Linked DNA regions of Homo sapiens: region 1 is linked to region 2. Evidence: chromatin loops called from intact Hi-C (ENCODE). Cell type or tissue: GM12878. All regions are shown on one strand. Links, peaks and the distances in the headings refer to the core of each region. The heading gives the core; the rest is flanking DNA.

Region 1 (14,607 bases), core at 5,520-8,019, 550 kb after region 2:
GAGAATTGAAGTCCTGTATGCTCTTCCCACATGCTTTCAGAAGTGGAGCATGCCTCATTTCTTTCTCTTGCTTTTCATCATTGTCCATATCAGGTCATTTTCAGTCAGGCACAGGAAGTGCAGTTTTCCACTGTAGTTTGGATAGGTTCAGTACTCTAAAATAAAACCAGTCACTGCAGATAGATTTCCATTGCAGAAGATTCTTCCATAAAGAAGTGATCTGTAGAACACTTGCTTCTTTATCCCACCATATAGTCTTATTAGTTGTGGTAAGTAGCTCTCATCTGTTGTTTTCATGAAAATGAATTCTATAACAAATACTATGGTCTCTGTAATTGCTCTGCCCTATAACAGTGCTATTCATTGTATGCAATTTATATTATAAACTGAGGAAGAAAGTAGGAAAGTTGTAAACATAGGCTTCTAGAGTAAACCAGCTAGCAACGATTGCTTTAAAAGACACAAAAAATGTATACAGTAAAAAAAGAAAATAACTTATCTCTTTTAGTCCATTTCAGGATGGTAGGACATGTGATCATGTGAAGGAGAACGTTACTTCGTCTCCTTGCTTGTGCTTAAGAATAACTCATTTTGTTAGTTGGTTAATTAGCTGAGATTTAGTGCTTTTATTTCTAGGTTTGTAGAACAAAACTTTGACTTTTTCATGTGCTATAAGAAAATCTTTATAAAATACTGTGATTAGAAGTTCCATATGTAGACTATCCAGTAGGATAGTCTTTATCTGAATCTGTTTTCTCACATCTATTCGTTGTAATTAGAAATGTTGAGAAGAATGGTGTTACATAAAATTGTTTTCATATTATATGAATTTGTTACCTTTAGGTGAGAACTCAAGCACTCAGTTTCTTCAGTGTTTATGGCCCTTTTGCTTTTGACCTTGTTTTTAAGTGTACTGTGTTAATCAGTGTCTCATTCTTTTACTTGTGTTACAGACTTTTTTTAAGATGAGATGTTGGCCATTGTTGGGAATTAGGCCTTTTCCCATAGCAACCAGAACTGGTGCTGTTTGTTACAATGGCCGATGTAGAGGGCTGCATGTACTCTGCACTGGCAGGCTGGGAAGTGAAGGGTCCAGTTTCTACCATCAAAGAGCAGCTTTTACACTCATAAACAGCTTTCCTTTAAAAGAATTTTATCTACATGAATTTTTACTCTTTTTCTCCAATGGAAAAAATTTATATCAGACCTAATTCCAAAATCATGCTAATTTTACAATAAATAGGAAAAACAAAGGAATTTTTCATGAAAATAGCTGTCAAACCAGTACTTTGGAACAGCTCTTTATCTTTTACTTCTTAAGTGTCAACTAGCCCACATGTTCGTATCTTAGGGTTTACTCAGTCCCCTCCAATAGCACATTGGCACTTTTGACCTAGCAGGGAAGATGTCTTGTTCGTATTTCTCTGAACCAGAACAAATAGGATTTGCCTAATGGCATTGTTTTTTGTTTTTTTGTGGGTGAGGACTATTTTTGAGAGAACATATTCCTAATGGTGGTTAATTGCAAATTGTGCTTATTTCAGACAATGCAAAAAGGAAGCATTTATTTTGGCTTGTGTTTCTGTTCCTGGCTGCTGGAGAGGCATTCTCTGCATATGGGGGCTGTGGTCTTAATGCTCAGGGATGTTTCCTGCCTATGAAAATCTTCAGGAGCCGAGGGCTGAGCAGACCTTGGCTGACAGGAGCTTGGCATCTGGGGAGGATTGACTTGTGCATGGCACCCATACAGGATATTATTATCTACATCTTAGTTTTACGATTACTTACTTAATGAAAACATTTTATTGTTGGTTCGCGTTTCCCATTTTTTCTAACCTATACTATATCCTAACCTAAATTACCTCCTTCCCTTTTTTCTAATTTAACTAGTGTAACTAAATCTAATGCATTTAATTCAATTATTCTTTGCATTCAGCAGTCTCCTATTCTTCACGTCTCTAGACAGGATAGCAAACTATCTTTGCATAGTGCCATTCAAGAACTTGTGCTCTGGTGGGTGATTGCAGTTGAAATATGTGTCCACAGGATTGTTCACATGTTTATGAAAGCACAGTTTTCTTGCCATTCTTACTATGATATACAATTTAATTAGGTTTCTGTGAGTGTACTCATGTCTGTGAGGCAATTGTGAATCAAATGGAGTTTTCTTCTATATTTTCCATATGTCATTACTTATAATGAAATAATTTATCGTTGGGTTTTATTAAACTGGGTTTTTTGAAAGGTGAGAGAGGCTGAGTCTTAAGACCATAGGTTTTTGTAGTCTGCCCTGTGGTTAATTATATCGCCTTTCAGGTGATTTTCCTTGGTCCTTGTCATTGTAAGAGAATGTCTAGTCCTTTCTTGGTGGTCCCCTTTGTGGCTGCTGCTGCAGTATGCGTGTGCATAGGGAACATTTTCGAAAAGAGATGAGCAGCATGATTCCTGGTATTGTTTCTTACACGATTGTGTTGACTAGGGTCAACGTCTTGGTTTAAAGCTTGAAAAGTGACTATGCAGATTCAAGGGCTATTGTTGGCATTGCGTTTTGCCGTTGGCTGCTCTGAAATTTCTTGCTGTATAGAGATTGGAGCCTTTCTCTAGGACTGAGAGCTCACCTGTGCACGCAGTCATGTGATGGGGTAAAACAGTGTGGCTTTGGGTGCAGAAAGACTCCTGTTTGAATAGTTGTCTGTTCTTTGGGACCCCGAACAATCATTTCATTTTTCTGAACTTTAATTTCCAATCTGCAAGTGGGGTTAGTAAGTCTGCTGTGAGGCATCAGTAAATGAAAGCTTCTGGTACACAGAAGGCATTTCATAACTTCCCATTTTCTTTGTAGAATGCTTCTAAGGCCCCTTTTAGAAATAAATTATGTGATTTTTATGCCAGATAATAGTAGTGGCTATTATTTATTGAGTGTTTAGCATGTACTCACAACATCCTTCTGAGGCGAGTGCGTTGAATCTCAAAGAGGCTACGTAACCAGCCTAGGGCCGCCGCACACCTACTAGGTGGTAAAGCTGGGCTTCCACCTGTGGGTTAGTGCTGAATCTTACGCTCTTCACCCTTGTCTATGATAGTTGTCTATTTTATCTGCTGTGTTTTTCATGGTGTTATTTGTTTCTTGATTGGGGATAATATTCTACTATTAGCAGTCTAGATTGATTCGGAAAATGCTTAATGGGGGCTCCTAGGATAATGATGATGATGATGATGATGGTTAGGTTTCATTTTGGTTGCCAGTGCAACAGACTGATAGTGACTGCCTGGAACAATAGGCTGAGAAGGATTTGATACATGAAAACGCAGCCTGGATGGTAAGTAGCCTCAGCTTTGAATATAGGCCTGGCGAGTGGCTGGGGTTCCATCATCCCGGTTCCAGAACCTGGGCTGCTGGCCCAGGAAAGGGAGTGCATATTGTGTCCTGGTTAAGAATAGCCATCACTTGCTATGTGCTGTGTGAGTCTATCCTTGAACATTTCTGTGTGAATCAAATTAAGTCACATTTTGCATTTAAAACTTTGAAGGGAAATATTAGGGGAATTTGAAATGGAAAGAGATCTTTTGTTATGAGGCTAATCAATTTCTGTGTACGTGAATTTCCATTTTTTTCCCACTCATTTTACTGTCTGGATTTGCTAGGTGAGATTACAAAAGGAACAAATTAATGCTGCTTATAAGTAGTGTTAGCAGCAAATACTGCTAAAATTTTATGTGCCTTCCTGACTATTAAGTAAATAGTTCATCTGTAGAATTATATTTCATGGAATGGTTCTCTTTTAATTACTTAGAATATAGAAATATTCTCCATTTGCCCATTTCTCAGAAAGCTATTTTTCAGTGTTTAAGAAACCAAAAGAACAACCTTGTTACATTATAATTTTGTTCATAACCTATACATAATTCCCAGAAAAACAATTCAAGTAATAACAGCAAATATAAAAAGTATAAAATATTTACTTAGTGTAAACTTATATAGTCATCTAAAACCAGTCTGTGTGATTAAACACAGGAAAAAGGAATTAGAACAAACAAGTGCCAGGGGAAATTCTTTGCCTTAGGCGGTCAGTTTCTGTCTTCCTATTTAGGGAGAATGGTATAGTCTTTGAAGTGTTTGCATCTTGGTTTTCATTTTGCATCTCTGTAACCTTGGTTGCCTGGCCTCAATGAATCCCAGTTTCCTCATCAGTACAATGAGAACCAACTCTCCTCCCAGGATCCTTGTAAGGATTAAACGTCATAATCATGTAAAGTTAGTGGTACAGTGCTTGAGTATGTGATAATAACTCAATAAATGTTACCACCCTTTTAGTTGAAGGAAAAAGAAAATGGTTTTTTTTTTTTTTGGAGTGGCTGTTTATATTGATCTTTAAGAAAATGAAAGCAAATACCAATTCAGCTGCTTTATTCTAATCAAGTTAATGAAAATTTTAAGAATTTGGCAGCAAATTAAGTAAACAGTCCTTTATTCTGTTGGCCACACAGAGAAATGGGAGCAGCACAGAATGCCCCCGCAGGAAAGCCAGCTGTCCAATTGTGATGCTCTTGTATTTTATTTTTAAAAGGCTGTCAAAATGCTGCATGCCGAAGGTCCCAGTTTATTTGTGGGATCATGCATTTATGGCTTTGGACTGCATTTGTAAATTTCTTCCCTTCCTACCTTCTCAAAAGTTACTCCCACTTTTGGAATGATATGTATATACCTGATCCGTTTTGTGGAGCTTGGGGAGGTGGGAAAGGGAATGTTTTAATATAATTTTAGTTTTAAGAACAGTAGGAGAAACTCTCATACGTTCTTTATCAGATTCACCAGTTGTTTACATTTTGTCAAGTTTGCTTTATCCTGGTCTGTCTTTTTGTTCATTTGCATGCACAAAAACCTTCTTTCCCAAACCTTTGAGAGTAGGTTGGAGACATGGTGTGTTATGATTCAGCACACAGATACTCTCTTACAAAACCATATTTGTACATTATCAAAAATAAAAATTGTTGTGCACTGATACTATCATCTTATCCATAGTACATATTCAGATTTTATTCACTGGACCAATTATGTCCTCTGTAGCTAACCCCCACCTTTCAGGGTCCAGCCAGGATCATGCATTATATTCATAGTGTCCCCTAAATCTGCTGTTTCTTGCCCTTGACCTTTTGAAAGAGCAGAGGGAATGCCCTTCAATTTGGGTTATTTTATGATTCATCCTGATCGGTTTCAGGTTGTCCATATTTGGCAGGAACACCCCAGAGGGGATATCGGGTCCTTCTTAGTGCATTCAGTTGGGAGGTTTGTCCAATATTGACAAGATTAACTTTGATGGGGCGGCGGGTGGGTAAAAGTGATGTTTGCCAAGTCTCTCCTCTGTAATGTTACAGTTTTACCCTTTGTAATTAGTAAAGTAATTTATAGGAAGATACTTTGAGACGATTGGGACTATGTAAATATCCCATTTCTGATCAAATTTTCACTATTGTTAGCAGGCACTGAAGTTTTTCTAATGCCAACACTCCTGTATTTGTTAGCTGTCATGCTCCTGCTGTGATAATTTACACTTCTCCTTCATCTATTTGTTCATTTATTTATGTCAGTGTGGGTGTATGAATTGTTACTTTATGCAATGAACTGTCACTGTCATTATTTATGTTGATTTTAGAATTGTACCAGATTGACCAGTGAGAGCCCCTTTAAACTGGTTTCTGTGTCCTTTGATTTGTTGCCATTACTCTTGGAACATGTCCTCACTTTCTGGTGCAAGAAGATGTTCGAGCTCACCTTGTTCTTTCTCTGTATGGGCTCTGGAATTGGTCCTGCTTCTTGGAAGCTCCAGGTCCTTAGAGTGGAGATCTGGGAGCCAGTTGTGCCCACTGCTTTTGTCTGTCCTGTCTTCTGGGCCCGCTCAGCACATTTTTGATTCTTCTACAGTGAGTTGCAAAGAAAGGAAAATGGCTCATACAGATACTGCTTTTGTACTGTATTTTTTGAAATAGGTCATTGGTGGGAATTAGGAAGTAATTTTTGCTATTTTGATTTCATTTTTTGAATTATTGTAGTTGATAGTTCTAAGAATTAAACATTACTATTTAGATATTTAAAGTGAGTCCCTCATCCTCTATAAACCCAAACAAAAGATTGACAGTCATTATTTGCAAATTTTGTTGAGGTTCTAACCTAAGTGTTGATACATGGAAAGGCATGAGACACAGCTGAGCACTGAGTTGAGAGCTGGGCAGAAACGTGCATCACATGCTTCTGAGGCCGCCCATCGCCCTGTGAGAACCACTGGTCTAAGAACCCATGGAAATTCCTCAGCACTTCGGTTGGGGTTAGAATTTGCTACTGTCACTCCTGCTCCTTCTCTGGAGGTGCCATGTTTCATGCCTCTGGCCCACTTATTACTTTGGATGCAGCTCAAGTGGGTCGTCTTCTGGGACGCCTCCCTGGATGGCCGCTCCCACGCACACTGGTTCGTCCTTTCTTTGTTCCTCTTCTGCAGCCCGATCTTCTCATCTGACCGTGTGTTTTCAGAGCCGGCTCCTGATGTTACTGCTACTTACCTGAGTGGGGTTTTGGTCTTTTTTTGTGTGTCCAGGATGTAAGGCAGTTTCAGGTACATTATAAATGTTTAAGATATTTAAATACTGTGTTAAAAATGGCAACATGGCTTGCACTCTCTTACTGAAGCATAGCAAAGGAGGAATTAGCAGTGTTCTTACCCCTTTCCCCAGTACTTCTGATGATAAAAGTAGTAGTTGTTTCTGTTGACATTTAGATGATACCAGTAAGTAAGCAAAATTTGGAAAAAGACAAAAAGCATGAATCATTACTAATTCTTCTGGGCATTATTTCCTGCAAAAATTTATTATTGCCTCCTGAAAGTCCTCCTTTCTAGATTTGCAAAATGGGATATTTCACATCCTGTTTTGCTGCTGTTTGAATTGTGTTAAGTGGCAAATCTGCAGTGGTAACTTGTTTGTGGTGAAGACCCATGCAAAGGCAGAGCCTCCACCTTGTGAGTGTCATTCAGGGGAACCCACGTTTTTTAGCCTCTAAGGTCCCGGACAGGAGGATGCCGCTGTTCTGGTCGCTTGATTTCTGGCAGAAGGTGACTTCCTAGGATGATCTCTGGCAGCGCCTGGGAGTGGATGAGTAGCAGAGCTAAGGAGGAGCTGAGAGGGGCCAGATAGAAGCGACTCAGAAGTAGGGTTCCCAGTCTGAACTTGCCCATGAGAAGGGCAGAGCTGCAGGTGGATTTCCAACAGGCCAGTTCTGGGAAGACTAGGCAGGAAGGGAGACTGAGTGTAAATGGCTTTTGACACAGAGGTGGGGGCCACGAGAGATGCACATTCAGGTGCTTGGGGCAGGGGAGGAGCGTGGAGGCGCGGGGCAGGCACCTCATGCCTGCCAAGTTGGCTGGGTGGAGTTTGACCTCATTTGTTTAAAGGTGCTAATGAGTGGTAAAATGGCCAACAGGCAAATAGCAAAAGAGTGAAAGAAAAATAGGGCATACAGAATCCTGATTAATCACTTATTTGATAAGACGTACAGTCTAGCATCTTCCTTTTGGAGGAGAAACAGTTGTGCATGAATACTTGTTTTTAAGAGCTTTGAAATGTCTTAGTGTGGGCAGAATTGATAATTTCCAAGGAGACTACTTTTTAAGCATTCTTAATCATGTGGCCTCTAAACATGGCAAGATAGACCATTGGTCATTAGAGGACATAAATCATTTTGAACACATAAGAATTTCCATACTCATTAATTTATGATTTTTTTAGGGGTATGATGTTAGGGAGTAAAATTAGCAGGTGAGTCAGAAATAATTCACCTTCAGCTAGGAATCAGGATTAGCTCACTCACCCACCCCAGCCAGAAGGGGAATCTGCTTTCTTCAATGTCTTAGGTAACTTCCCTCCCCTAACTTTCAACAGCCTACCCAGGTAGGATCCTGGTCACCTGTTCTGCAGAACTTGCTCAGTGCTACAGAGCAGGTCCTTTGGAGCCACTCTTCCAGGGCAGGGTGGAAGGGCCACTTTTCAGAGCCTGGGGCTGCACCCCTCTGTGAGGGACTGTGTGGCTGGAAGAGCTAGACTTCACACCCTGCCTCATAAGCCACAGCATCTGGAGGTGCCTGGCTTACTTTAGTAATCCTTTACTTTTTAGACTGGTAGATTTGTGCTGTCGAAATTGGAGAATCCTGGGGTATGAGATCCCCTCAGAGGCTCAAGGCTTTGGTTTGTTCCTTCAAAGGTCAGCTAATCTTGCTTTTTAAAGATCTCCCCAGGCCTAGCTAATGTCAGAAAGGTAGACTGTTAAGAGAGAGAGCAAGCACTTGAATAACTGTGCCACGTTCTCACCATACCGTACTAGAAAGTCAAATGCATGTGCTAAGAGAACCCTTTTCTTTCATGAAGCTTGGTAGTTAGGAGGTCTGTCCAACCTGGTCTCTCTAACCTTACGGATTTGGTTTTAATTCTGCCTGTGTAGACCTAGTTCCAGATAGGCAGTATTTTAGATGTAAGTGCTCCCCATGTTTTGCATGCTTACTATTTCATGAGGATAATTCATTGCAGAGAAGAAAGAGAATGTGAGCCTGTTTATTAATATTTTCTTTTACCCCCTCTTCTTTAATCCAGTAGTCTTCAGAGAAAAAAATGAGAAGCCCTAAATGTATTTATATTTAGAAACTTCGTACAGCATGCATATCATTTATTGTCCACATTTTGAGTGAGCTTTATAAAGATTACAGGGATAGGCCCAGCATTGTTGTAGTTAATAGAAACCTGTTCAGTGAGGTCTCTGGACTGTAAGATCAGCAACATTGGCGGTGACAGTGAAGTATGGCCTTATCGAAAGGAGAATTCATAAGAGGCTGCCCTGGGACACTACACCCCTGTCCTTCTGTGTGTCCTGACAATGTTATCTGTCCTCTCAGTATGGAGTATCAAATGTCTGTCATGAGTACAGAAATTAATTTAATGTCACCTGAAGACATGCAATTAATCTTTTAGAGGTTTTCATAATACCTTTACAGAAAGAGTTGCCAGTTTGGCGGATTTGGATTTTGGGGTTTAGAAGAAGATAAGGAAAATTAATTTTTCATCAGGGTTAATACAAGTTAGCAGGGCCACAAAGGCTGAGAAAAATGGTTGGGGAATTTGTCAAGTGTTGTCACTCTAGAATAATGCTGCTTAGCGTCTGATAGGTATAATCAAGAGTTGAGATTTCTATAGAGGGGGTTAATCAATTTGCTTGCTAGTGAATGCAAGTCAGTGATAGCACTTCTTCATGGGGTTTAAGAGTGAAAATAAGATTTGATCTGTCAAATTGCAGGAAGCCCTGACAATATCAGTAGGTGTTTTTATCTATGCATTTAAACGATTTGTTATAAATAAATTTGTCCTGCTAATGTTGGGGGCTACAGACCTCTTTTTTTTTGTAATGATTAAGCTGATAAAAAGTATTCCCTAAGCTTACTTAATTCAAATAGTGCCTTTTATAAATATACAAAAAAAACTAGTCTAAAAAGCGATTTTTATAGCATTAAAAGATAATCATTTGTGGGAAAAAAATGTTTCTGGTTTGACCAGAGATGACAAAACTTCTTTTCTCTCTCATGTGCTTTGGAGGAAGTAGAAGATATTTAAAATGCTGTCTGAACCTAGTGTTGTTTGAAGAGTTAAAAAGCGAACACCACCCTGGGAAAATTCAGTTTCAAAGCAAACATACTTTTTATGAATAGAATGTATAGTCTGTCACCCACATACAACACTTATATGTGGATGTTAAGATAACAGCCTTCTAAAATTCAATTTGAATCAACAGTATTTTAAAATTTACTTAACTAAGTACTAGTAATTTTAGGATCTCTTTCAATGCTGTAATTATATGCATAACTATAACCTTATAGAAGACTTATAAATAAATGGGTAGATTTAATTTGGCTTGGTTCTTATTCAAATCTTGTCTGTATGTGTGAGTATAGGTATAAAAATATGTAATCAATTTGTTTCTCAGATGTAATCAGTTGAAGAATTTGTTCCTGGATATTTGTACTACAACATACTAAAATCAAAAGTCAAAATCAGGAAGTTGTTTTGGTATATGCAGTAAAAGGGAATTGAAAGCGTTGTTTCCACATTGATCCTGCCATATAAATTGGGCCAAGTGTGAGTCTAGCGCGTTGCAGTTCACTCCTCTCGTGGTGCACTCTGCTTGCTATTTGTTCTGAGAGATGACATGAAATGGTAGCTGGGATCGTGATGTTTAATCTGAGCACGTTGGAAACCCAGGAGAGGCCGAATGTCACTGTGTGCCGCCCGTGAGTTGGAGTGAATGGTAAAACCCCAGGCGAAAGCACAAGTTGCAAAGTAGGCAGCAAAATTTGGGCAGAAACGTCACCAGCAGTTTCCAGATAGCCGGGTAGCTTGGTGGTGGGTAGCATCTGTGGTATCTGGGTAGTATCAAAACCCATATTTTCCTTTCCCCAGCATGGCTGTTGTAATACCTGATTTTGTGGCTAAAATAGGACTTGTCAGTTTACAAGTAATGATTAGGACCACCAAGCTGTATTAGATGCCATTCAGAGTAACGCTTGCCTACTTCTTGACAGAGATTGTAGTGTCAACCACAGTATGGGCTGAAGTGTACCTTGAAATAAACGTCTGTCCATTGGGAAAGGTGAAATGAAAATTTTCTCAAAAACAAAACCACTAATAAAGTAAAATTTGAATGTGATCAACAGAATCCAAAGGGACAAGTTGAATCGAAGAGTCAATGGGAGAATTTGACCCATGGGTAGAAGTTGTTCACCTGATCCAAACTACGCTCCTGGCCACAACCTAGGAATGTGTATGCTAGTTCACATTCTAGTGTGAACTGGAGTAAAACCCGGGAACTTGAAACTGTTCTGTAGAATTAGCTTTTCCTCATGCTAAGTCAAAAGGGAATAATTGTTCTTTTAATTAGAAAAAAAAATTCATTTTTTTCTTACAAAATGAAACAACCTTTTACTTATGTTCAAGCCTTCATTGCTTAGCATGATCTTCAGAAAAATTCAGAAGCACAGCATTATAGTAGCCCTTCATTTAAAGTGATTTAATTGTTGATCCCGTTTGTTTCAACTCTGTCTGAAAATAGTTTCAAAATATGTTAGTGTAAACTCCTCCCCTGGTTTTGGAGCCACAAAGATGTTCCAGCGCTTATTGTGTGACTGAAGTTTGTTTAATGGGCACAATGAGGATACTACTACTTACCTCTTAGGGAGGTGTATTAGGCAGTTCTTGCACTGCTATAAAGAAATACCTGAGACTGGATAATTTATGAAGAGAAGAGGTTTAATTGGCCCAGGGTTCTGCAGGCTTTACAGGAAGCATGGTGCCGGCATCTACTTGGCTTCTAGGGAGGCCTCAGGAAGCTTCCAATCATGGTGGAATGCAGAGTGGGGAGCAGGCGCATTTCATGGCAAAAGCAGGAGCATGGTGGTGTGGGGTGGGGGGCGGGGCATGTGCCATGCACTCTGAATGGCCAGATCTTTTGTGAACTCAGAGCTTGCTTATCACCAAGGGGATGGCCTAAGCCATTCACAGTCATCCGCCCCATGATCCAAACACCTCCCACTAAGCCCCACCTCCAGCACTGGGGATACATTTCAACAGAAGATTTGGGGAGGGACAAAATACCAAAACTCCATCAGGAGGACTGAAGGAAAACAATGTCTGTACGGACCCTAGTACCTTTCTTGTCCTGTTGTAGACATTCAACAGATATGAGCTATGGATTATTTCACTGCCAGTACTAAGTGAATATATTGAATAATACCAAAACTCTTGATGATTAAGATCCCAGGAGTGCCTTGAAAATTTCCATTATAAAGTTTTATGATATCATTTGTTGCTATATAACAGGGTCCCCAACCTTACTGGCACCAGGGACTGGTTTCTTGGAAGACAGTTTTTCCGTGGACTGGGGTTGGCGGTGGGGAATGGTTTCAGGATGAAATTGTTGCACCTCAGATCATCAGACATTAGAGTCTTATAAGGAGCTGGCAACCTAGATCCCTCGCGTGGGCAGTTCACAGTAGGATTCATGCTCCCGTGAGAATGCCGCTGCTGATCCGACAGGAGGCGGAGCTTAGGCAGTAATGCTTGCCTGCCTGCTGCTCACCTCCTGCGGTGCATGCAGCTCAGTTCCTAACAGGCCACAGACTGGTAGTGAGGGTTGGGGACCCCTGCTGTATAAGGTACAAAAACTTGTCTTGGATATAAGCAGCTCCAGAGCTTACCCAGGCAGGGCTTCTTTCTGCTGAGCAGGTTTGTAGGAAGAGTCTTTCCTTGAAAGTTGGGTAGTCGGCATCACAAGACTCTGAAGCACCCCACTTTCTGTGTCTTCTGGTGTCTGCCTGCCCTGAGGACACTGTGGTGCACATGCCTCCAGGAAGCAAGAGACCACCGAGAGCCAGACCCACTGGGAAGAAAAACCAAGTAGCTGCATCCCAACCTGCCACTGGGACCGAAGAGTCTGTCAGTCTGGGCCCAAGAGCTTCCCAAGCAGGGAGGGGTGCAGCGGCAGGCCCAGGAAGGCCCACCCGGCCCCACGGAATGAGCAGAGGTGGCACTAGGAGGTGAGGTCTCTGTCTGCAGGGACTGTCTCATCACAGGCCTTATTCCTGTCTTTTCAGGCCATTTCTTAGAAAGTCGTCAACGAGGTATGACACCATCACATCAGGACCCTTTCTTTATGTTACAAGATCTGCATAAGGAAATTTTAGTTTTTTTGAAACAGATGAGGAAGAGAAAGGCTTTTTGTAATACCTGTATTTCTGAACTTTAAATAGAGATCAAGCCTACTTAAAAAATAAACTTTCCTTCAATGGAAAATAAAAGTTTAGAAATTTATTTTTCAGAGTTCTTATCTGACGTTAATGTCACCAGACATAAATTTTCACCAGTCTCTTACCCAAAATAATGATGAAGAGAACTTTTTCTTATTCGGGGTATTTATTGACTCAATGTTTATGTTCTTTTTTTTTTTTTTTTTTTTGAGATGGAGTCTCGCTCTGTCTCCCAGGCTGGAGTGCAGTGGTGCGATCTCGGCTCACTGCAAGCTCCGCCTCCCGGGTTCACGCCATTCTCCTGCCTCAGCCTCCTGAGTAGCTGGGACTACAGGCGCCCGCCACCGCGCCCGGCTAATTTTTTTTGTATTTTTAGTAGAGACGGGGTTTCACCGTGTTAGCCAGGATGGTCTCGATCTCCTGACCTCGTGATCCACCCGCCTCGGCCTCCCAAAGCACAGTTTAAAAATTATCAAATTACTACAGTGTTATGTGTTTATCACCCAAGTACACATACACATTGTATACCTTACAACATGCAAATAATAACATCCTCCTTTTGGTGCCACCTATTGTTGTTAAAGTTTCCTCTCTAGACCATCTTGTTTCAAGCTTTGGATTGCCAGGGAAACCGGCCAGAGCATTCGTCTTGCTGTCCGTCATGTTCTGTGAACATCGTTCCCTCCAGGCCAAAGGTACTGTCGCCTCTCTTTCTGCCACGTGACACTTCATGTTGCTGGGCTGAAAGTTGGCCTTTTATTATCTTAGTGGTGTAGTAAATAGGTGTGTACTGATTGACAGTGGCTGTAACCTAGTATTCTGATGCTATAATCTCTCTTAGCACATTCAGAACTACTTAACTTTAAAAAGTACAGGCAACTATTTACTGATCTATTCACTAAATATTTCAGTGCCTTCTGTGTGCATGAGACATTTTGGTAAGCTGAACAAGAGATTCACTGGGGTCTAAACCACTGGCTTCTCTCAAGCACTTACAAGACAGCAAATGTTGTGGTCGGCATCCTTGGAGACCTAGTTGGTTAAGCTACCAGGGAGCTGATTTAGATTGCTTAAGTTCATACGATGGAAGTCCTTCTTAGAGAGCAAACCTTCCACAGTCCATGCATTTGCCCACGTTAGTGGAAAGGGTAGAAGTTGGAGAATCACAGTCAGTAAGACTGTTGGGTTGCTGAGTTGTGTGGAGAACTGAGTGGTCTGATGTCCCCTCCACCTAACATGGGCCCTCATGGGACCTGGAGGTTGGTGTGAAGTGTTCGCGCTTGTAAAGAGGAGGAATGTTTTCAGTGGCAGTACAGCTGAACACGTGCATAGTGAATTTATGAATCTCATACTAAGATTGTACTGTCAGGCAACAACATTGCAATAGGATTTTGGATAAATTAATGGTCACTGGTTCTCATGAAAGATGAGGGTATGTGGTATATATTTTTAAATTTTAAAACTTTTTAGTATAGAAAATTTCAAGCATGTATAAAACTAGAGAGAATTCACATAGTTTTTTAAGATACAGACTGAAAAATTGTGTACTCAGTATAGGCCCTCCCTGCCTGGTGGGATACCTACTCACACCTTGGGTAGAAGACCTTGTGGAGAAGATTTAAGAGGCACAAACTACCAGCCTGACTTTGGATTTTGCGAGCGGTCTGCCTTTTCACAGTGCTTCCATTTTCATGTGGGGGTTGGGGGTAGCCCCTGTAAGACAGGAGCGACTCCCAGTAAGATCGCACGTTTCAGGCGATGATAATTCAAATGGTAG
Region 2 (14,607 bases), core at 6,014-8,513:
CTTGTATGAAACAAGGTAGTTTTTCAGCCAAACAAAAAACATTAAATGAAATAAAGTCAAGGTACTTTGAATCATTTTGCCTCATAATTTATAAAAAAAATTAGCAGTAATGAATATCAACAGACTAAGTATTGTAAAAGAGGCTTTCAAAAAGCAGAAATTACAGAGAAGACAAAGAAAATAGGCAAAAACACATGGCTTATAGGAGATTTTGTTCATTTCTTTTGCTTTGTGTTACCCTCTTCCCATGGTCCTGCCTTCCTTGGGTTATTTGAATATATTTTTTATTCCATTTTAAATAATCCATTGTCCTTTCTGGCTATATCTTTTTGTATCAGTTTATTAGTAGTTTCTCTAGGGATTACAATACATATATTTAACATTTTATAGTCCACTTAGAGTTCATATCTTACCATTTCAAGTATATTATAGAAGGCTTATGACTCTATTGGTTCATTTATCCTCCTCTCCTTATGTTATAATTGTCATATGTACCACATCTCAGTAATAATTATACCCAGAAAATGTTACAATATTTGCTTTCAACAGTCATATACATTTTAAATAATTTAAAAAGAGAAAAAGAATTCATTATATTTACCAGATATTTATCATTTCTGTTGCTCTAATGCCATTCCTGAAGTTCCAAGTGTTCCTCCAGATCATCTTCCTTTTTCCTGAAGAACTTGGCTAAGCATTTCTTTTATAGGTCTGTTAGTGACAAATTCTCTTACTTTCTCTTAATCTGAGTATGTCCTTATTTCACTGTCATTTCTAAGATATTTTTGCTGGATATAGAATTCTGGGTTGACAATTATTTTCTTTCAGTAATTTATAGATGTTGTTCCACCATCTTCCTGCTTCCTATTTTCTGATGAGAAATTTGCAGTTATCCAAAGTACTCTTCTCTGATACATAGTATACTGTTTTTATCTGGTTGCTTTTAATTGTCTTTCCTTTACCTTTGATTTTCATTTACAATGCATTTTTTTTAAGTTTATCTTGTTTAGAGTTTGTTAACCTTCTTGAACCTATATATATATACGTTTTTCATCAAGTCTGGGAAGTTTACAACCATTATTTCTTCAATATTTTTCTGCACCAGTGTCCTCCTCCTCTTCTTCTGAGACTCCAATAATAAGAGTATTAGACTTTTTGATATTGTCTCACAGGTGCTTGAGGCTCTGTTTTTGTTTCATTTTTTTTTCTCTCAATCTTCAGGCTGTGTAATTCCTATTGATTAATCTTCAAGTTCACTGACAATTTCCAGGATATCTCCCACAATTTTTGGCATTCAGGGCTCTCCTTTCCTGGTTCTTCTGGACAGAAAGATAGTGTTATCTCCAAGATTTAGCTTCCCGCACTGCCATGCAGCTCTGCGTGACTAGGACTACCTTAGGAATAAATTGGTAAAAGAAAAGACAAAAAAATTAACAGGGATTATCCCCCCATTTTTAAAACAGCTGGAGCTCTTTTTCCAGTTTTCTTCTGTCCAGAAAATCAGGTTTTTCTTAGCTTTTTAATTCTTTGTGCTATTGTATAGTTCCACATGACTGGGGCCATCTTTGGAGCCAAGTGGCAACAGTAAAGAGGAAGAAATAAACAGGGATTCACCCCACTCCATTTCCAGTTCCTCTGGTTGGAGAGTTGGGTCTTTCATCAAAGTTTCAGGGCTTCCAGCACCAGGACCAGCAGCATAGTGGTGCAGCTCCACAGCTGGAGCTGGCCTTGGGTCAGGGTCAAGAGAGGAAAGAAAAAGAATAGTGAAAATTTCTCCCACACTCCCTGGCACGCAGGGGTCCCTTTTCCTGGTCCTTTGGCTGGAAAGAGAGGTTTTATCCCAGATTTTTGTCTTCTGGGCCCACTGCACAGTTCTGAGATTCAACCCACCCTCAGGTCAGAGCTAAGAGACAAAGAAAGAGGAACAAGGCAAAACTCACCCCCATTTGGGGTCATTATCAAGTTTTGACATCAGTTGCCCATCCTTTTGTCGTTACTTACTTTTTAGAGGGCTCAGGGAGTTGTTCTTTATGTTCCTCCCAGAGTTTTCAGCGTTCCCAGTGGGACGGTAGACGGAAGTGCACGTATTCCACCTTGGCTGGTACCAGTGGTCACTTATAGAAAATGCAAATTCTCTCAGCCCAGGTTGGAGCAAATGTACAAAAGAAAGTAATGATATAAAAGACCAAAATGACATGATCAATTTAGTATACCTGAGGGATATCTACTAAACTTTAAATCCTAAAAATATAGACTATATTGTCTTTCCAAGTGACCATGGGACACTTCCAAAATTAACTAATAAACCACACAAATAACTTCAATTAGTTCTAAAGAGGAGAGATAATGCAGAAAACATTTTCTAATCACAATGCAATGAAACTAGAAATTGATAAGAAAGTCACAAAACCAAAAAGGCCTTGACCTAGAAATCGTATGATTCCTTATTAACCAACTTTTGAGTCAGAGGGAAATACAAAGTGAATTATAGAATTTCAGGGAAACAACAATAGTGAAAACATTAAATGTTAGAGTTGAGAATATAAATACAGTAGTTGATAGACTTAAATATCCATATCAGGTATAGATATTTAACAACACTGCACTCCTTACTTCCTGTCCTAGGTCTGACTTCCACGGTCTTGCTGGACACAGACCCTTTGTGGACATTTGACAATGTCTGGAGACATTGGAGTGACATCTTGTTATTGCATACTTAATAGACTACAGTATAGTATAAACATAAATTTATATGCACTGGGAAACCAAAAATTTTATGTGACTCACTGTATTGCCGTATTCACTTTATTGAGGTGGTCTAGAACCCAACCCACAATATCTCCAAGGCCAGCCTGTATGTGATCTCATTTACTCTTTATAAAGACATCTGGCGACGAAAAATCTCAGAACTCTTTCACAGATAAGAAAACTTAGGCTAAGACAGATGTAGGGAGAAGAGTGAAAATCCCCAAACCACCTTCCCCATTTTTTCCTTCCCCAGGGCTCACCCCGAATCACTCAGTGCTGTGTCACGTGTCATCCGGACGTTTTTCCTTGAGTGACAGGCATGACTACGCAGGAAGGCAGAGGATCGCTGTGGGCCGGAGGCCTGACCCACCCTCAGAAATGGTGGCCAAGCCCCTCAGGGCCACTTCGTACAGCAACCCTGTCACCATGCTCACCGGAAACTGGTCTGATCAGTCCTCGTGACAGCAGAGCAGGAAGAGAGCTGGAGGTTCATCAGGAGTCACCCAACACGTCACAGACCGGGACATGGAAGCCAAGAGAGGTGTGGTTATCCTCATCACAGTTGACGATGATCCTCAGTGCTGGCCACCAGGATCAAACTAGCCACCATTGCCTGAGTTCTGCGTGCAGCTGGTCTGCAGCGCTGCCCCACATGGGACCCTCTCCTTGAGGGGCACATGACCTTGGGCAGAGCAGCTCTCTTGCGATGAGGCGATGAGGGCCTCAGCCCGAGGCGGATATGGGCCCCACACCCCAGTGTTCACCACAGCCACCAGGATGCTCACTTTAACCCGGCGGTCACTGAATTGAACAAGGCACAGGTGACCCCTCTTTGCGAGTGACCTCCAATCCAAGCATCCTGCAGCTGACCCAAGTCCTCACCCTGGAACTCTTCCATAAGTGTCGGATAACTCTTATTGCTGACTGGTTTTAGCTCAAGACCCTTTGAGTTTTAGGACCTTCCACAAAACACTTTGCAAATATAGCTCGTGAGCATTGAAAAACAGCCCCTTCCCCCACCAATCCCACGATAAGGGAGCCTGAGAGTCAGATCTCATCTCAACCAAGGCTGTGCTCTGAATCACCCAGGAAATTCCCCACTGACATTCACATGCAATAGATGGGGGTGGTGGAGGCGTCTGTGTGTGTTGTTTTTAAGCATCTCAAGTTGATTAATGTATAGCCAGGTTGGGAATTACTGCTCTAGTGGAAAACTTACTAGGCATAGAAGCAGAAAACGAGGATGTGTGGAAACCTGAGGGAGCAGGACAGCTTCCTTAGCCTAAGTGTCTTTATCCATCAAGCATAGTTGATAGAACAAAGCAGGTTCACAGACACACTCCAGGATGCTGGAGGCTGGGTACGGGCCCACCCCTTAAAGACAGCGCAGTGCCAACTTTTCCCAATTCACAGCAGGGGAAGTTAGTGGATAGAATTGCCCAATTTTAACTTTTGGTTCCTTTTCTCTCATAATCTTTTCTTGGCCTTGACATCTTCTAAAACTCCTCTTTCTAAGCCAATGACCAACAACACTGCCATTGTCCCAGTGAAGGCTGCCTTTCCCATGGCTGAGAAGCCAGGCGAGCCAGAGGCATGGGTTCTTTGCTCCCTGATCTCAGGGCTGGTGCAGGCTCTGCACGGCAAGGTGCTGACAAGGCCTGGCAAACAGGTGCTCAGTGCCTTTCCGGCTGGAATCTTATGCTTTGTCAGGTGAGTGCTCAGCAAAAAGTGAAGCAAATTGGGTCCCCGCCATTCTGTGCCAGTGATGTAGTTTTCAGACGTTGACCTTCCGGGTCTGTGCTGATGACCCCTCATGGTGATCATGAACTTCTCCCTAGACCTCCGTGTGAGGACCCTCTGGAAATCTCTCACCACACCTTTCAACTTTAGCCCATCACTGAAATGATCACATACTGCTTATGAAGACGTTGGGACTTGGAGATGCGTTGATGTGCACATAGCCCAACTTCAAATTCAGGCTATAGCATCCCTGGAGGTAAATATTGATTTGGCATTTCAGTTCTATCAATATTTACCTCTTAAGTCAATAAAGCTTGATGTTTATCTCAACTGACATTGATATCTGCTTAAAGTGTATTTCTCACTTCCTTCCCTTCTTCAAATAGCTGGAGAAGAGCTTGTGTTGGGCAGGTCAGAGGGAATGGCCGATGGACCCGCTGGTATGGAATGAGTCCTGAGACTCTCATTTCCTCTCTGGGCCTCAGTATCCCAGTGAAGCAGCTACGTCGTCTGGGGTAGATCCCCTGGGGCTTGTTGTCGCCTGCCAGGAAAATTTAGGACAGGGACACTAAAGAGGAGTATAGGAGTGGAGGTTTAATAGGGGGAAAAGAGAAAGAGAAACAGCTTCCTCTGTAGAGGAAGGGGTCTCCAAGCAGAAAGGACGCACTGGTGGTGAATGCACTGTGTTTTATAGTCCAGTTTGAGGAGGCAGTGTCTGATTTACGTAGGGCTCACAGATTGGTTCGATCAGGTATGAGGTTTACACAGTGCGTGGGGAAGGCTGCTCTTATTATGCAAATGGGTTTTCCAGTTGATAGGGGCCATCTTGTCTGCTCCTTACAGAACACGTGGCTGGCAGAGAAGTAAAGGTGGAGCTGCCATCTTGAAAATGTCTAGCTCTGACTGGGCTCGGTGGCTCACACCTGTAATCCCAGCACTTTGGGAGGCCGAGGTGGGCAGATCACCTGAGGTCAGGACTTCAAGACCAGCCTGGCCAACATGGTGAAACCCCATCTCTACTAAAAATATAAAATTTAGCAGGGCATGGTGGCAGATGCCTGCAATCCCAGCTACTCGGGAGGCTGAGGCAGGAGAATTGCTTGAACCCCGGAGGTGGAGGTTGCAGTAAGCCAAGATCGCACCACTGAACTCCAGCCTGGGCAACAGAGCAAGACTCCATCTCTAAATAAATGAATAAATAAATAAATAGATAGATAGATAAATGAAAATGTCTAGTCTTTAGTTCCTGCCAGCATTCACCCGTGCAAGCTCCCAGCTTGCAGGCTGCTCTTTGTTAGAAAATGATTTGGGGCTGCTTTTCGTTAAAAAGGAAAGCCTTATGGAGGACTCCCATACCCTTGCTATCTGCCTAAGTAATTCCTTCTTAACTCCTGGATCTCTAGGTTGTTTCGGAGACCACTTCGCTGCTGACATCTCATGGCTCCGCTGTTGCATATTCAGAAGGACAGAGCAGGCGGGCGGCCTCAGGTTTGCAAGTGGCAAAACCTGAAAAATAAAACACTGTTTTTTATTCTGATTGACTTTTTAAAAAGTGCTGATTTCAGCTGGTACTGCTTGGAAGCAAATTTCTGGGGAAAGTAAAGTCATAAAAACAATCAGACAGCCTTAAAACTGGGACCATGAAGATGGGGTCCCATCAAAGAATCCTGGCTCCTATGGTTGAGGCTCAGCGGAGGGAGCAGTAAGTTCCCTGCAACGTCTCCAAGCCTACAGCCCGAGGCCTCTCGGACCCGACACCCTGGCGGACAGCTGCAGAGGGGCAGCCCCACCACGCCTGCCTTGCTCAGAGGCACCCCGGGACCAGCATCAGCTAGCAGAGCTGGGAGGTCACTCAGGCCAAATGCTGGCAATTTCATGGAGAACCCACAGTGACAGAACTTCCACAGAGGACTGTCCTTGAGATGGTAAAATCAGTGAAATGGAGTCAGTAAAACCGAGCACACGAGGCCTGGTGCCTGGGAGTGGGAGGAGCCCAGGCAGCCTTCACCAGTGTGTTGGTTCATTCTAACGTGTCAACTCGACTGGGCCACAGGATGCCCAGATATTTGGTTAAACATTATTCTGGGTGTGTCTGGATGAGATTAGCATTTGAATCGGTGGATTGAGCAAAGCAGGTGGTCCTCCCTGTATGGCTGGGCCTCTTCCAAGCAGCTGGGGGCCTGAAAAGAACAAAAAGCACTGGTCAGGGAGAAGGCCCTCTCTGCCCGTTTTCAAGCCGGGCTGGCAGTCTTCTGCACTCAGACTGGAACTTACGCTAGTGGTTCGCCCAGGCCTCCAGCTTGCCAACTGCTGATTTTTGGACTTGTCAGCCTCCACCTCCATAGCAGCATGAAAAATTCCTCATCATCAATCTCTCTATGCATATATCCTATATATCCTTTTGGTTTTATTTCTCTGGGGACCCCTAGCACACCAGGCAAGGTGAGAGGCCCTTGAGGAGGACCGGCTGTGGCTCGCTGGTCTAAAGCTCTAAGCTCCTACTGCTGCTGACTCCAGCTCTGCAGAAGATACAGTGGTGACATCTCCTGGCTGCCAAAAAGACGGGTGAGTGTGAGCCTGGGGCTCTCAGATGGCTGCAAAGATCAGGGTATCCAGGGTGTTATGTAAGCAGGCAGCTTCCCCTGCAGTCTGTGCTCTAGGCTCAAAGCACAAGGGCCACAAAGAAGCCCAGCCCAGGATCCTGTCTGCCCGGTGAGCTGGGCAAGGTGAGCATGCCTGAGGAGTCATGGCCGAGCACGCAGCACTGAGCACAGATCCTGGAGGGAGAGGGATGACCCTCAGCCCCTGCCCTCCGGGACCTCATGGTACAGGTGAGGGAGGGTGGGTGCTCAGGTTGGAGTCAGTGCAGCTGAGGAAATCTGCATGTGCCCCTTGATGGCAGAGGGCCCCGGGATGCTTCCCCTCTCTCAGCCCCCACTGGAACGCAGCCGCACCTTCCCCAGAGGACGCCAGGTAGACTCAGTGGCCAGAGGTTAGGGGGATTCTGCACAGGCGGCTCAGGGTGTGCTGGCACATACCACCCTCGCCAGGGCCCAGGGCCCTTGAACGCCCCAGTGTTCAGTGCTGGCCTTGAACCAGGGATGGCCTTCGGGTGAGTGCTGTGGGGCTGAGTGAGCCTGAAGGAGGACCCTCGGGTGAGAAGAGGCTTCTGGGAGGAGCAGGAGAGAGAGGAGGGGATTTGGGAGAGAGGGGGAGGGGAAGGGACAGGGAGGGAAGACAGACAGCCCAGCTGAGTGGGGAGGAGACACAGGGTGGAAGGCTGGGGGTTGCCCTTGAGGTTTGGAGTCTGAGTCTGGATCAGGGTTCTGCTGCTGGTGGGTGACCCTGCTGCTGGCTCAGCCCCAATCGGGGGCCTGGCTGCCTCACTCAGATGAGGGGCCGGGCTTCCCTCTCCTGCTTTCCAGTGCTTGGACTGTGGCAGCCACCACACCCACAAGGGAGTTGGTGGTTGATTCCCAAGGGTCCTCATGGTGGAGTTCCCCCTCCCTGCTCTCCCTTGGCCCTGTGGGTGCATTTCCTGGCCTAGGGCTTTGTGGAGTGAACAGTGGCTCCTCCTGCTTTTGTGGGCCCCTAGCCAGTGAGGTGAGGCCAGACCTCCTGAGGGGAGGGTCCCATGTCCCCAGAGTCAGGGGTCGGGGTCAGGGGTTGAGGTCAGTGGGTCAGGTGGGTACATTGCAGTCAGCATGTACTCAGGACTGCCTGTGACCCAGAAAAGGCTTTCTCAGGCCTATTCCCACCCGCACCAGCCTGGAGAGAGCTCTGTCAGGCTGAGGTGGAATTTTCCGGAGCCCCGGGGGCTGTGCAGGTGCGGGAGGGAGAGTCTGTCAGGCTGAGGTGGAATTTTCCAGAGCCCTGGGAGGAGGATTCCCAGCATCAGGTGAGCGGTGACTTCTGACGCACTGTGGAAGCTACAGGCAGGGCTGAGTCGGCGGCAAGGAGCAGGACCTCCTGTTAGAAAGTCCCAGAAAGAAACAAACCCTCGGGGACCACCCAGAAGGCCAGGATCATCCGAGGGGCCGCCCCGTGGGGTCTCCATGGCTGCACGTGCATCCTGAGGCCCAAGTCCTCCTCACAGTGGCTTCACTGGGTGCTGGGACTCTGCAGGGACCGAGCTGTTGGTGCTCCAGCATTCAGGGAGCTCCTGCCTTGGGGTGGACAGACAGCAGGTAAAGAAGCCTCATGCAGGGCAGCAGGGGATACCCTGGGAAGGAAAGTGAGGCAGGAAACAGACACTGGGCCAGTGGCTCCTGGTGAAGGGATGGGCACTCGGGGATCTCGGGGAGGGTCCAGGTGAGGACAGCAAGGGCAGAGGAGCCTGTGGGAGGGGTAAGCACGAGGGAGGCCGAGGCCCTGAGATGTGAGGCCCGCATCCTGCTGCAGGCGCTCTGCCTCCAGCAAGAGGTGGCTCTGGGGGACAGCTCTCCATGGGGGACAGCTCTCCATGGGCTTGGACACCCGTGCTCCCAGACAACAGCTTCTGCCGTGCTCCCAGATGAGAGCCAGAGCCCTGCCTATCGGGAGGCCACACTCATGCCCAAGACTTCTAGGCCTCAGCAGTGCTCCCAAGGGTGTGGCACCAGGTGAAGCAGGGCAGGTGTGTGGACCAGGTGTGCTGGGGGGGCAGAGGGAGGGCAGCACCCCGTGGGCCAGCTACCTCTTGTGTGGGCACACAGCACCTGTGCACTCAAGGTCACCCATGTGCACGCCGCCTCTCCACTCCTGGCAGCAGCCACCCTCGCACCATGTGGCTCTGTGTCCTGGCTCCACAGGGCTCCCTGCTGCTGCCAGGAGCAATTCCTGGAGTCCAGCATGTGGAGGTAGCAGGGCCTCTGCTGGCTTTGGGACTGGACCAGCAGCACTGCAGGTGCCCTGGCTCTCCCACCTGGGCACACCTGAGGCCTCTCGCCCTTATCTCCCAGGGCCCTAGCGGTTCCCCTCCACCATCCCATCCCAAAGCCTCACCTTTCCAGTGTAGCCCCAGGCCCCAGAGCAGGTGTATCCACTTTATTGTACACACAGCATTTGACTCAGAGCCCAAGACATGTATCTGATAGGAATAGGGCTGCTCTGGATGAGGGAGGGGGTGCCCAGCCCCCCAGCCTGGCTCCCCAGCACGCCCACTGCCCTGGCTCTGCGGAGCACCTTCCAGACCATATCAGAAGCCCTCAGGGAGGCCCCTGGACCCTGACATCCCCGAGACCCCCTGAGGGACCCACTTTGCTAGCTGCATGTCTGTGTCACACGGAACTGTCTCCATGCTCTGCAAGCAGGTGGAATGCAGGAGCAGGCAGGAAAACCCAGCTCTTCCAAGTCAGACACTGGAGAGCTCTGCAGACACGAAGACAATGCCATGCCTCCCCCTAAATGCTTTTTGTTTTGGAAAATATAGCTGTTCGTCATAAGGTATTTACGTTGACGTATGACAGGTTTATGATTGTTTTAATGAATTAATAGGTATTTTAAATGCTCTTAGTTTCGATTTCTAGTGTTTCTCATTGGTGATTTCTAACGTGGCATCGTGGCTGCATTCAACCCCCATAAACGCATGCTCCGTGGTGGCCTCCATAGCTCTTCAGACCCAATGTGTGAGTCCCGGGCTCCAGATCGTGTCTCAGCCCCTCCCTGCTCCCTCAGCCAATAGCCTGTGTCCGTGTGGCCCCTCCCCCGAGCTTCCCAGTGACGGAGGAAGGCAGACGCCGCGTGCTTTCCAGGCGCTGTCCTAAGCCCTTTGCAGATATGGAGCCACTTGACCCTCCTATAACGCGTGCAGTGGGTCCTATTACCCCCCCATTTACGGACCAAGGGCAGGGAGGTGGAGACACTGGCTGGAGGCCGCGCAGCAGGGAAGTGGCAGTCAGGAGGCAGCCCAGGCCCTCCCATCCGACTTCAGAGGCCAGACGCACGCCTTCTAGACGCTGACTCACAAGCCAAGTCACTCCTTCCTGACACTCACGCCACCATGTCCTCCCCAAAGTGCATTTGCATTTTAACAGCCATCTTCCGTGAGCTGACTCTGTGGTTTTCAGTCAGTGGTTTCCAGTCGGCTATTTGTCATAAGGTATTTACGCTGACGTATAACAGGATTATGAGTGTTTTAATGAATTAATAGGTATTTTAAATGCTATTTAAATGTACTACCTCAAAAGGCTGAGAAATGTGGGGCCTCTGTGTGGATGTGTCAGTGTGTGTGTCTCTGTGTGTGTCAGCGTGTGTGTCTGTATCAGTGTGTGTGTCTGTGTGAGAGTGCGAGAGTGTGTGTCCGTGAGAGTGTGTCAGTGTACGTGAGTCTGTGTGTCGTGAGTGTGTCTGTGTGTGCCCGCGTGTCAGTGTGTCTGTGTGTGTCAGTGTGTGTGAGTGGTCGAGAGTGTGTCCGTATGTGAATGTGTCAGTGTTTGTGTGTGTGTGTCAGTGTGACAGAGTGTGTGTGTTTGTGCCTGTGTGTCAGTGTGTCTGTGTGTGTCATTGTGTGTTTCTGTGTGTGAGAAAGTGTGTGTCCGTGTGTGTTAGTGTCTGTGTGTGTGTGTGTGAGTGTGTGTGTGCACGCATACACACGCATATAACTCTGCTGTGGCTTCTATAACAAAGTACCGTGGACCGAGCAGCTTGAACAACAGAAACTCCCTTCCCCGCAGTCCTGAGGTCCGGAAATCTGAGATCACGGCGTGGGCAGGGCTGGTTCCTCCTCAGGCCCCTCCGTGGCCTGCAGACGCCATCCTCTCCCTGTGTCCTCACGTGGTCATCCCTCTGTCAGCGTCTGCTTCCCAACTTTTTCTTCTTAGTCCGTTCTCACCTGGCTATAAAGAAGTCCCTGAGGCTGGGTAATTTATGAAGAAAAGCGCTTTAATTGGCTCAGGGATCTGCAGGCTGTACGGGAAGCGTGACGTCATCTGTCTCTGGGGTGGCCTCAGGAAACGTCCAGTCATGGCGGAAGAAGAAGGGGAAGCCAGCTCATCACAGGGGGAAGCAGGAGTGAGAAAGAGGAGGGGGGATGTGTCACACACTTTTAAAAGACCAGGACTCCTGTGAACCCAGGGCTCGAGCTCACTTATCACCAAGAGGCTAGCCCAGCCATTCATGAGGGATCCACCCCCATGATCCAAACACCTCCCTCCAATCCCCACCTCCAACACTGAGGATCACATTTCCACATGAGATCTGGGCAGGGACAAATACCCAAACTGCATCCTAAAGACACCGGTCAGATTAGATTAGGGCCCACTCCAAAGCCCTCATCTTAGTTTAGTTACCTCTTGAAAGACCCTGTTTCCAAATACAGCCACATTCTGAGGTCCTGGGGGTTAAGACTTCAACATATGGATTTGGGGGATACAACAAACGCCATTTGGGGGTCACAGTGACTGAGGGTGCTCCTGGATTTTGTTGGGGTGATGGTTGAGCAAGGTTGCTATTCACCCTTCAGTAGGTAGGACACCCCCCCAAGGGATATCTACCCAGCAAAACGCCAACAGTGTGCTCTCTCAGGAAGACTTCCTGAAAACAAAGAGCCAGGTAGAATCTCAGCACACGGCAGGTCGCTGGTTGATGTTTTCAAGAAGCAGCTTTGGGGGTTTCCTCAAATCCATCCAATGAGATTCCATCTCTTTTATCTGAGCATCTAGGATGTTCAAGGAGAAACGGCTCCGCTTTTTCCTGCTTCTCCAGGAATCCAGCTTAGTGGGTTTACCTGCCTCTGTCCAAGGTGCTCCGTTGTGAGTAGCCCCTGCCTCTGGGTGTGCAGGTGATTTGGGGACTGAGAGCTGAGGCGCTAAAGTTAAAATGGCTTAACGTGTGTGACTGTGTGTGAATGTGTGTGTGTACGCGTGTGTGCGTGCGTGTGTGTGTCTGTGTGTGGGAATGGGTGTGAGTGTGTATGAGTGTGTGTGGGAATGGGTGTGTGTGGGAGTGCATGTGTGTGGGAATGTGTGGGGGAATGGGTGTGTGTGGGAATGGGTGTGCGTACGTGTGTGTGTGGAAATCGGTGTGTGTGTCTTGTGTGGGAATGGGTGTGTGTGTGGGAATGGGTGTGTGTGTTACAGTGTGTGAGTGTGTGTGTGTGGGAATGGGTGTGAGTGTGTGGGAATGTGAGTGTGTGTGTGGGAATGGGTGTGAGACTGTATGAGTGTGTGTGGGAATGTGTGTGTGGGAATGTGAGTGTGTGTGGGAATGGGTATGTGGGAATGGGTGTGAGTGTGTGGGAACGTGAGTGTGTGGGAATGGGTGTGGGGGGAATGTGAGTGTGGGCATGTGAGTGTGTGAGTGGGAATGGGTGTGAGTGTGTGTGTGGGAACATGAGTGTGTGGGAATGGGTGTGAGGGGGGAATGTGAGTGTGGGCATGTGAGTGTGTGAGTGGGAATGGGTGTGAGTGTGGGTATGAGTGTGTCTGTGTGTGGGGAATGAGTGTGTCTGTGGGGAATGGGTGTGAGTGTGTGTGTATGACTCTGTGTGTGGGAATGGGTGTGAGTGTGTGGGGGGAATGTGAGTGTGTGGGAATGGGTGTGTGTGTATGAGTGTGTCTGTGTGTGGGGAATGGGTGTGTGTCTGTGTGTGTGGGAATGGGTGTGAGAGTGTGTGTGTGTCTGTGGGGGAATGGGTGTGTGTGTGTGTGGGAATGGGCCTGAGTGTGTCTGTGTGTGGGGGGAGGGAATGGGTGTGTGGGGGGAATGGGTGTGTGTGTGTCTGTGTGTGGGGGAATAGGTATGAGTGTGTATGTGTGGGGGGGAATGGGTGTGTGTGTGTGTGTAGGAATGGGTGTGTGGGGGAATGTGAGTGTGTGTGGGAATGGGTGTGTGTGGGAATGGGTGTGTGGGAATGGGTGTGTGTGTGGGAATGGGTGTGAGTGTGTGTGGGAATTGTGTGGGGATGGGTGTGAGTGTGTGTGGGGGAATGTGTGTGGGAATGTGTGTGTGGGGATGGGTGTGAGTGTGTGTGGGGGAATGTGTGTGGGAATGTGTGTGTGGGAATGGGTGTGAGTGTGTGGGAATGTATGTGGGAATGGGTGTGTGTGGGGGAATGGGTGTGTGTGGGAATGTGTGTGTGGGAATGGGTGTGAGTGTGTGTGGGAATGTGAGTGTGTGTGGGGAATGGGTGTGTGGGGGGAATGTGTGTGTGGGAATGGGTGTGTGTGTATGAGTGTGTCTGTGTGGGAATGGGTGTGAGTGGGGAATGTGAGTGTGTGTGGGAATATGTGTGTGTGTATGAGTGTGTCTGTGTGTGGGAATGGGTGTGAGTGTGTGAGAGGCTCTTTCTCAAGACTGTAGGAGTGGGGGCTTCTCCATGGGGACACTTTCAAAGGAGGAAGAAAGAACAAAGGAAGAAGGGTGGATTTCACTCCTTTCCTTGGAAATGAGTCATGACTGAACAATGAATTTGGGGAAATTTTATTGAATTTCATGCCACGGCCTTGGTGCAGGCACCACATGATCTACTACATTCGGGGCACATAGGTGACGCCCCCCAGCTGTGAGGGCAGGTGCCCCGAGACTGGGTGTGTGCTGGGCATTCCTGGCAGGCGTCACGTCCCCTTTGGCGGCAGATTGCTCCTGTGGGGCACTCTCCACCGCCTTCATGGGCCACGGTGAATGCCAGCCGTGACATCGGGGCAAGCTGCCCATCGAGGAAGCCGAGTCGGCTGTCTGCTGACCTGGCAGCCATGCCTGCTGGTGCTTCACTCCCTGCGAGCAAGGGGCTTAGGGACTGCTCTAAAGATTGGGGTCAGAATCCCAGACCCCAGGACCCCCCATCCTGGCCCGTCCTCAGGGAGAGCTGCCAACAGGGTCCCCACCCGTTCCTTCCTCTGCTTTCTTTCCACACTTGGAGCCAGCTTTCTTTTTTGTTGTTACAAAACCTGTATTGAAGAACAACAGACTCTAAGACAGAGGTCCCTCAATGTCATCACCAACCCCATCCGTGTTGGCGTCGGCCCTGTGCCTCCTGTTCCTGCCCGTGTGCATGTTCATTTTTACAGATTTATAATGACAAGAGAGGGTATTGTCCTCTCTTCCCTAAGTTTATGCCACGTGGACCTTCTCATTTTCGCTGGTGCCTTCCTTTCTCAGGAACCTCTTTCCCCCGCTCCCTTCCCCCTACCCTGCTCCATT

Evidence for each region. A loop is a pair of places that touch in the nucleus more often than their neighbours do. Peaks named below come from ENCODE experiments on the same cell type or tissue, not always from the same donor. Only the 100,000 strongest peaks of a DNase experiment are listed, where the experiment ranks them.
Region 1: a loop joins it to region 2, with 3 times the contacts of the local background. A loop is called at or near these places in 2 of 110 quality-filtered maps.

The regions. Positions count from the first base shown.
Region 1 is chr7:155,746,397-155,761,003 of GRCh38, forward strand. All of the region lies in intron 14 of RBM33 (RNA binding motif protein 33), which reads left to right. Among named protein-coding and RNA genes, the nearest start is that of SHH, 59 kb to the right of the region's middle. RefSeq lists enhancers at 6,282-6,511, 8,526-9,698, 12,019-12,313. In GM12878, for the core only: no CTCF peak of the experiment used is centred there; DNase peaks (open chromatin) are centred at 6,595 and 6,935; H3K4me3 peaks cover 2,090 bases; H3K27ac peaks cover 2,500 bases.
Region 2 is chr7:155,195,261-155,209,867 of GRCh38, forward strand. LOC124901782 (a long non-coding RNA gene) reads right to left here and starts at 3,195. Exons shown (of 2, transcript XR_007060602.1): 1 at 2,002-3,195; 2 at 325-1,727. LOC124901783 (a long non-coding RNA gene) reads left to right here and starts at 10,444. Exons shown (of 2, transcript XR_007060603.1): 1 at 10,444-10,567. It overlaps LOC124901786 (a long non-coding RNA gene), which reads right to left. Exons shown (of 2, transcript XR_007060606.1): 2 at 13,872-14,354. RefSeq lists enhancers at 2,674-3,873, 10,006-10,185, 10,196-10,245, 10,276-10,345, 10,376-10,625 and 1 more and a silencer at 13,699-13,993. In GM12878, for the core only: a CTCF peak has its summit at 7,051 (motif pointing left); no DNase peak of the experiment used is centred there.